Regions from separate parts of the Mus musculus genome. Here region 2 is linked to region 1. A link is a loop called in an ENCODE intact Hi-C map of the cell type or tissue named here. Cell type or tissue: left cerebral cortex. All regions are shown on one strand. Each heading gives the region's core, and the rest is flanking DNA. Links, peaks and the distances in the headings are about the cores only. Region 1 overlaps Cfap69 (cilia and flagella associated protein 69). Region 2 overlaps Gm40262 (a long non-coding RNA gene).

Region 1 (4,398 bases), core at 279-4,278:
TCTCTTAGAGGCTTTAATATTTTTGTTAGGAAATAAAGTTATCATTAATCTATAAACATATTTTTTATAAGAATTTACCCCAGAAAGTTTAAAAAATCCTATCTATCTTGTTAAGTGTGGTAAGTTTTAGTTTAATTCGTTTGAAGTCTAAAGAGGACTGTACTTTTAGCAACATTATATTTTTCATCCCTTTATATCAACCAGAACACAAACATATACAGCTTAAATCCTATTTTAATGAAGTACTTTATTTTTTCAGAAGCATTTTCTTCTAATTAGCATTAAAATTGTTTGAGATTTTTATTTCACTTAAAGCTGACATAAAAGCAAAATGTACTTCTAGAGCTTCAAATAATAACATGTTTTATTTTGCCTGTTTAAAAGACATGATTAATACAAATCTAGATATCGTTGAGTTTTGTTTGATGGCTAAGACATCATTCTTCTTATGACTGCAGGCCCCAGACTGAATCCTATTGTCTCTAGCTGTGCATCAGGAGCTTCTTGGTCAGGGAGGGGACCTCCTTCAACTCCCTCTAAACGGAAGCATCCATTCCTATAAGGAGAGGAGGCTCATGTGACTCAGGAAGTAAACCTTACAAGTCTTGGAAAGCTGACATTTACGACTAGGGAGCTGGATACAAGTTTCAAGGATGTAGCTTTGTGAGCTCTCCTTGCTATTAACAATGGAGAGTGCTGTTTAGTGATGCATCTTTCTCTGAGTCATCCATGTTCCTGTAAGTTTTGCCAATAAAGTCAATATTTTGCTAACTTAGACTTGGGTAGAACTGTTAACTTGTTTTTTTCATCTGTGCCTTATCAGAGTTAAATAGGTTCTGTTCATGTCTCCCCAGGAAAAATTACATAACATACTTGGTGTCTGAAGAGGGACAGACAGAAGCAAAGAAGAGTTGCAGTGTGTGATGAGACATGCATCTATGACTGATCAGTTTGAAGGCAGAGCTCAGGGGACAATCCCAACAGGGGTTCTTTTCTCCCTGTGGTAAGAGGTGGCGTGCCTCCTTGCTTCAGTGGTGGCTCCATACTCCAATATGGGTGACAGGGCATGCAGACAAGGTTGAGATGTCTCAAAATGGAATATCTCTGGGGAATCCCAGTTTGGTCATCTTCTTTTATGTGATATGGGAATGGGGATTCTCTTGGTGACTGGAATTCAAAGTGTGACTATGTAGACACTCTAATAACAGTTCAAAGACTAGAGACTGTATGGCAGTCCCCCAGGAGACAGTTGGCAAGCTGTGGTGACCTCTGTATGCCCACTGCTATATATAATAAGATATGTAAAAGAGGCATACATGGCTGATTAGAGGAAAGTCTTGTTTTAAGGAGGAATTACAATGGGACAGGACAGAAAACTGTCACCTTCCGTGTTAGCTTTTGATATGGTGAGTAATTCCCACCGCACTCATTCTAAGCAGCTGCAAATGACAGGATTCAACCAGGATGTATAAGTCATGATAAGGAGATGGAAGGGAAAGAGAGCTGTGCTGGAAAGCCCTTCATGGGGTCCAGAAGCCTAGAGCTTGGAAGAATCCAGCACCGAGGAGGACAAGAACCAATCAGAAGTGATCCATGATTCCCCTCAGGTCCGACCTATAATAGAGATGAAGGGAAAATCCACAACACATTGGTTTTCCTTAGGTTTAGAGAGTTGGTAGCAAGCAGCTCTACTTCTGAATGCCTTTTTAATAGGCTGGCTTTAGAAGTTGTATAACTTTACAAAGTGATGAAGTATCACTTCCCAGGAAGCTGTTATGAGACTTTTCCTAGGAGATGTACACAGATTTGTTTACTTCAGATAGGGAACTGCTAACAGATTACAGGTACAGTTCTACGTAGTCTAGCTTAACCAGTGAGTTTGTTGTGACTACTTGCACAATTACATATGAGCAGTTTCTTAACAGGAGTATAGATGACTCAAAGGCAGCTGCAGCACTGAAATGCATACTTTATCTTGAGTCATGACTCATAGAATCTGTATCCCTGGAGTTTCTCACACAGTGTGTAGGCAGCTTTCCAGTTGGAGAGTTTCCTCTTCTCGGCAGTTGTGTATCTAATATAATCTTGGAGAGTGAGTACATGAATCTTGTGAGTTTCTGCTTTCTAAACGTTCTGAGTTTTGCTTACTTCCTGAGCCTTAGGCACCTCTGTCCTTTCTCCAGGAAAGAATACGTCAATGAGAAGGAAAGCCTATGCAACCCTGCGGCCCCTCCCCCAGCTCCAGCTCCCACATTTCTTCTGCTCTCCTCTGCATTTCCCCACAAGCCTTGGAAGGGGTGATATAGATGCTTCATTAGTCTCCTTCCTCTGTGGCAGAGTATTGAGCAACTATGCCTGAGCAATAGTCAAGTCATCTCAAAAGTTTAATATTTTTATGAGTCTCAAGAACAACACCCACTGCAAAGAGAAAGTATTCCGTCCTGATTGAGACTGACAACAGTAGCCATCTATAGGTATAAATGTTTAAAAGGCAGTTTAACAAGAAGATTTCACCTGTTCAACAGGACAGTAGTAATTACATACCCTCTGAGATCTATGACCTCTTTAGACATGGGCTTCCCACTTTCCTGTCAGTTCCAGATGGGGATCCCTTCTCTGATCCTTACAAACAAACAGGTAATAAACTTACATGGCTTGTGAGTCCTTGTTACTACCACCATAGGAAGGGATCTAGTGTAATTTTTTAGTGTTTCCAGAGTAATGAAATGAACACACCCACATATATAAAGGATACAAATCCATTCTGATAGCAGTGTATCAGTTTCTTGATATAATTAAGTTGTTTTTCTTCTGAGACATCCTAAAACAAATGTTCTGTTAGTTCTTTTGTGCTATTAAGTTAGCTAAGATTTTTGAAAAATTTATTTAGTGTATAAAAAACCAAGCTCCCTGTGCCTTCTGTGAGGGCAAATCATCAGCTTGTCTGCTCCTCTGAAGACCCCATAGTCTGAAGGCCTCCAGGAGATCTGCTGCACCCAGGGCAACAGGTAAGGGACCCACCCAAATAGCCACAGCAGCTGGAACACCCCTGAGGAGCCAAATGGGCTTGAGACCCATCCCCTCCACTTGAACTCCACCTCCCTTCCCAGCAGGACAGATCATCAGCTTGTCTGCCCCTCTGAAGACCCCACAGTCTGAAGGCTTCCCAGGAGATCTGCTGTACCCAGGGCAACAGACCTCACAGTCTGAAGACCTCCCAGGAGATCAGCTCTACCCAGGGCAACAGATCCCATAGTCTGAAGGCCTCCCAGGAGATCTGCTGTACCCAGGGCAATAGAACATCAGCTTGTCTGCCCCTCTGAAGACCCCACATTCTAAAGGCCTCCCGGGAAATCTGCTACAATCAGGGCCACAGAGCTCCCAGGAGACTTGCAGCAACCAAGGGACACAAGAGGCAGGCTCCAGACAGACACACCTAGGCCAGTTGATTTACTACCAGAGATAACCAGATGCCAAGAGGCAAACACAAGACCCTAAGCAAGAGAAGCCAATATACTTTGGCACCATCAGAACCCAGTTCTCCCACCACAAAAATCTCTGAACACACTTGCAAACCAGGATGCTGACTCATGAAGATAATAGAGTCCTTTATGGAGGATATAAATACCTCAATGAAAGAAATACAAGAAAACACAGGTAAAGAGATAGAACCCCTTAAAGAGGAAACAAATAAATTCCTTAAAAAAATACAGGAAATCAAACAGGTGAAGGAATTGGACAAAACAATCTAAGACCTAAAATAGGAAGTAGAAACAATAAAGAAAACACAAATGGAGGCAACCCAGAAAATGGGAAACTTAAGGAAAGGGGTCAGGAACTAAAGATGCAAGCATCAACCACAGAATACAAGAGATAGAAGAGAGAATCTCGGGCGCAGAAGATAACTTAGAGGATATTGGCACAATGGTCAAAGACAATTTAAAACATAAAACACTAACACAAAGTGTCCAGGAAATTCAGGACACAACGAAAAGACCAAATCTAAGAATAATAGGAATTGAAGAGAGTAAAGATTCCCAGCTGAAGGACCAGAAATATCTTCAACAAAATTGTAGAAGAAAACTTTCTCAACCTAAAGAAAGATGGTCATAAATGTACAAAAAGCCTATAGAACACCAAATAGATTGAACCAAAATAGAAAAATCCTCTGGTCACATAATAATCAAAACACTAATTGTACAGAACAAAGAAAGACTATTAAAAGCTGTAAGGGAAAAAGGCCAAGCAACATATAAAAGCAGACCTATCAGAATTACACCAGACTTCTCATCAGAGGCCCTGAAAGACAGAAGAACCTGGAAAGAGCTCATGCAGACCTTCGAGAACACAAATGCCAGCCTAGGCAACTATAACTTGAAAAACTCTCAATCATCATAG
Region 2 (4,398 bases), core at 206-4,205, 62 kb after region 1:
GCATGCACCACCACACCTGACCAAGAATACATTTTTAACAAGTTTGGAAATGGAAATGGAAAAAAATTTTATAACTGTAGTAGAGATATCGAGACAAATGCTGCTTATAGACTTTCTACATCTTTCTTCTATCTATTCATTCTGGTTTTTTGTTTGTTTGTTTGTTTGTTTTTGTTTTTCCAGACAGGGTTTCTCTGTATAGCCCTAGCTGTCCTGGAACTCACTTTGTAGACCAGGCTGGCCTCGAACTCAGAAATCTGCCTGCCTCTGCCTCCTGAGTGCTGGGATTAAAGGCGTGCGCCACCACACCCAGCTCTATCTATTCATTCTGAGCAATCTAGTATTTCTTTCTTTCTTTTTTTTTAAAAAAAGATTTATTTATTTATTTTATGTGGATACACTGTCTCTCTCTCTGCAAACACACCAGAAGACAGCACTGGATCACATTACAGACGGTTGTGAGCCCCATGTGGTTGCTGGGAATTGAACTCAGGACCTCTGGAAAAGCAGTCAGTGCTCTTAATCACTGAACCATCTCTCCAGCCCATAGTATTTCTTCCTCAAGATAAACCATCATCTTTAAATACTAAAAGAGTTTTAGTATTTAAAGGACCTCTTTAAAATCTGCATCTGAGCCTGTGTTAGAAATGTCTGACATTGACTGGAAGATGCTCCGAAGGACATTTCTCTTGTTCTTATTTTTATTACCAACTAATCATATTGCCAAGACATTTTAATATTCTCTGCATACAATGGGCCCTGTTATCTTAACACCTGAAACATGTCACATCACCAAGTGTACCATTTTATGGAAATCATTAATAGCCACATATTATAGGGTGTCAGTTAGTTAAATAGATTCATATTGTATCTTAAAATAATAAACAATTAATTTTACTTTTGTTACTTTTTCAAAGCCATTAAAGAAGTCTATAAATGTAGATTTTAAAAAGTCTTGGAAAAGTCTTTCAGTGTGGGCGGTGTGAGGGGTGATCTTGTATTAAAGGCATTAGCACGCCTTCTGCTCCTCCTTAGTTTTTGCAATGGGGTCTCTCTCTAAGCCTGGAGATTGCTGTTTGTCTGGCTGGTTATTGATCCTCCCAAGGATCCTCTGACCTCCCTTCCACAGCATTCAATCAGCGTTACAGGCACACACCACCGTGTCTGGCTTCTTGTGGGTGCAGGGATCTGAATTCTGGCCTTCACACTCACAGGGCAAACACTATCTCTTGAGCTATCTCTCCAACCTAAATAATTCTGGGACTGATTTTGAAAGCTTTAATGCATGGGTAACATCGAAAACTAACATACTAAATATATCTGTCTGAAGAGGTAAACAATAAACTGAACAATTTTACAATCAGCAAATAAACTGACTGTTTAGCTAGTAGTCCAACTATTGAAATAGTCAAACACTGACCAGTCTGTCTGACAGAATACAGATTTTCAGGAAGTAAGTGTGAGTCCTTTTGAACTCACTGTGAGCTAAGACAGCAACAGTACAATCATGTTTTGGAACATCAACTAATTTAATTTAATTTAATTTAATTTAAAAACCCAACAAGCTGAAAGCAGCAATGAAACATTATTGTCAAGTTTATTACTCAGAATGCTAAATGACTTTAACACCAGAGACTATGTTAATGTAACTCTTCTCAGTTAGCAGTTTACAGAGGAGACCATATGATCCTCTCAGTAGATGTAGAAAAGGCTGTCGGCGTGTTTTCACTTATGAAGGAAAGAACAAGCTAAAAATAAAGGGAGTAGGCTTATCTATTTCTTCACTGAGTCTTTGTGAATTCACATCATGCAACTCAATCCTACTCATCTCCCCGTTCCTTCAAATCATACTCCACTCTTGCCACCTTTCTTGCCGAAAGAAAAACAAACAAACAAACAAACAAACAAGTAAACAATAAAAACAAATCAGACAGACAAAAATCTCACTGTGGAAGCTGTAGTGTGTCCCACAGTACACCCTTTGTCTCCACATCTTTACTAGCAAATCTTCATTACAGTGAGTCATTGGTCTGGTTCGAGGCTTCTGGTTCTGCCACGGTATCAATACCGGATCCCCACTCTGTGTCCCTGAGATCCCTCAGCTTGGGATATGCAGGGTCTGCCCTAAAGGGGGCTTTTTAAAGTGCACTGTCAGTTTGAGAAAAACCTTACAGCACACCTCACATTCCCAAAGTTGAAAATATAGCCCAAAGTAAGTTCTGGGACAAGAATATTCTTGAACACCTTAAATGTTAAAGATTGTACTTGTAGTAAAGAAAACATTTAAAAATATAATAATTGAATGAAAGAAAATAAAATTGGTGTTATTCTTAGAGGAAATGGTTTTATGAAGAAAACTCAAGGGCCTGCAGAAGAGCTGGGACATTTAATAAGGAGAAATCAGTTGTGTATCTGTATAGCAGCAAAGAGCAGCTTACTAATAGGAAAGATATTACTTGTCACCGCCGCACAGGCACCCAACAGTAAGTCTAATGAAAGATATGTTAGCTCTATATGAAGATAGTATAAGCTCTGCTAGAAAACATTAGAGGATTTGTGGGTATTATGATCATGCAATTATCCAATAACTGTATTATTGCAGTCCAGTTTCAATCAAAGTCTTATGGGAACTTTTATATTGGGACTGGATTCATTTGTTCTATAATAGGTATGAAAAATCATGACATCAAGACTAGAATTGGCATCTCTGGAAAGAGGAACTATAGTGAATGATTTGCCCTTCCAGATATCAGGGATAATGACGCAGCTACAAGAATTGTACAGCACAGGATTAGACAGGAAAGGAACAGGATACACAGCATTACAATTGCTCTCTCTCTCTCTCTCTCTCTCTCTCTCTCTCTCTCTCTCTCTCTCTCTCTCTCAGTGTGTGTGTGTGTGTGTGTGTATTTGTTATGGTCTCAGCAGGTCTTGTATATCAGTGGGAGAAAGAATTATGTTGATTTATGTTTTTGGTTTTTGGTTTTTGTTTTTTTCGAGACGGGGTTTCTCTGTATAGCCCTGGCTGTCCTGGAACTCACTTTGTAGACCAGGCTGGCCTTGAACTCAGAAATCCACCTGACTCTGCCTCTCAAGTGCTGGGATTAAAGGCATGAGCCACCACGTCTGGCCCTATGTTGATTTATGAAAAATAAAATTTTATCTTAACTGTCCCCCCCCAAAATGCAAGAAAAAATAAAAGAAAAACAGACAAATATCTTTAATGAATAAAATATAAGAGAATATCTACAATTTTAAAGTAATGATACATGTATTAAGATATATAGGAATATAAACTAGAAAAAAGAGATAATGTATACATTTGATATAAAGAGTAAAACCTCATAACCTAAAACTATAGAAAATAAAAATAATTTACGCCATGAAATATACACATGTATGTATACATATGTGTGTGTGTATCTATACATAAAGACTCATGTGTAAGTAAAGTGTTTTCAAAAATAAAAACCTTTACAGATTAATTACAAGTAGCAGCAGTACAAACAGAAGCAGGGAGAGCCGCTTGCCAGTGCCGTCCAGTCTCCCAGCCCCGTCCCTGTTCTATGCCTCAGAACTTCTGTACACTCTTGAGAATTACTGATGAACGTCAAAGAGATTTATTTCTGTTTATTGTCATCTATCAAGATCTACTTACAAATTACCTTTGTGAAATTTAAGTAATTTTTTTTTTTCGTTTTTTGAGACAAGGTTTCTTTGTATAGCCCTGGCTGTCCTGGAACTTACTTTTTAGACCAGGCTGGCCTCGAACTCAGAAATCCACCTGTCTCTGCCTGCCTGCCTCTGCCTCCCGTGTGCTGGGATTAAAGGCGTGTGCCACCACGCCCGGCCGTGATATTTCGATTAAAACAGTGATAGTTCAATCATATCCTAATGTTACCTGTCATAATTTTATCGTAATCACTGTTTTCCATAATGAAGAGAGAAGAGTGACTTTTTTGTTTTGTAAGCTTCCTCTCTGTCTCTTTCCCGCCTCCCTCCCTCTCTCCCTCCCTCCCTCTGAAACAGGACCTCACTAGGTAACTCAAGCTGGCCCCATACAGTATTTCTTGCTTCCAGCAATGTTTTGGTTTTGTTATTTGTATCTTATAGATACCGAGATGGCCTCACTCACCATGAACCCAAGCAGAGAACGATCTTCAATTTCTGATGCCTCCTGCCTCCACTTCCTGTGTGAGGAGATTACAGACATGCACTGCAATATCCAGTTTATGGTTTCTGTGGAGCTAGGGATCGAGCTCAAGGCGCACTGCATCTTAGGCAGGCACTCGAGCGAACGCCCCAGACATCCATCCACAGATTTTAGTTTGACTCTCTCACGGATAGCCAACTTTGAGAAACCTTCCTTTTCCTGTTTGGCCTTCGCTCACGTGGACT

The links. A loop is a pair of places that touch in the nucleus more often than their neighbours do. Peaks named below come from ENCODE experiments on the same cell type or tissue, not always from the same donor. Only the 100,000 strongest peaks of a DNase experiment are listed, where the experiment ranks them.
Region 2: it touches region 1 in a loop (5-fold over the local background); 1 of 42 quality-filtered maps calls a loop at or near these places.

What each region holds. Positions count from the first base shown.
Region 1 is chr5:5,647,035-5,651,432 of GRCm38, forward strand. It overlaps Cfap69 (cilia and flagella associated protein 69), which reads right to left. Exons shown (of 23, transcript NM_172447.2): 3 at 2,756-2,821; 4 at 1-11. Among named protein-coding and RNA genes, the nearest start is that of Cfap69, 15 kb to the right of the region's middle. In left cerebral cortex, for the core only: no CTCF peak of the experiment used is centred there; a DNase peak (open chromatin) is centred at 2,021.
Region 2 is chr5:5,709,520-5,713,917 of GRCm38, forward strand. Gm40262 (a long non-coding RNA gene) reads left to right here. Exons shown (of 3, transcript XR_868231.3): 2 at 4,114-4,398. Among named protein-coding and RNA genes, the nearest start is that of Steap2, 18 kb to the left of the region's middle. In left cerebral cortex, for the core only: no CTCF peak of the experiment used is centred there; a DNase peak (open chromatin) is centred at 1,725.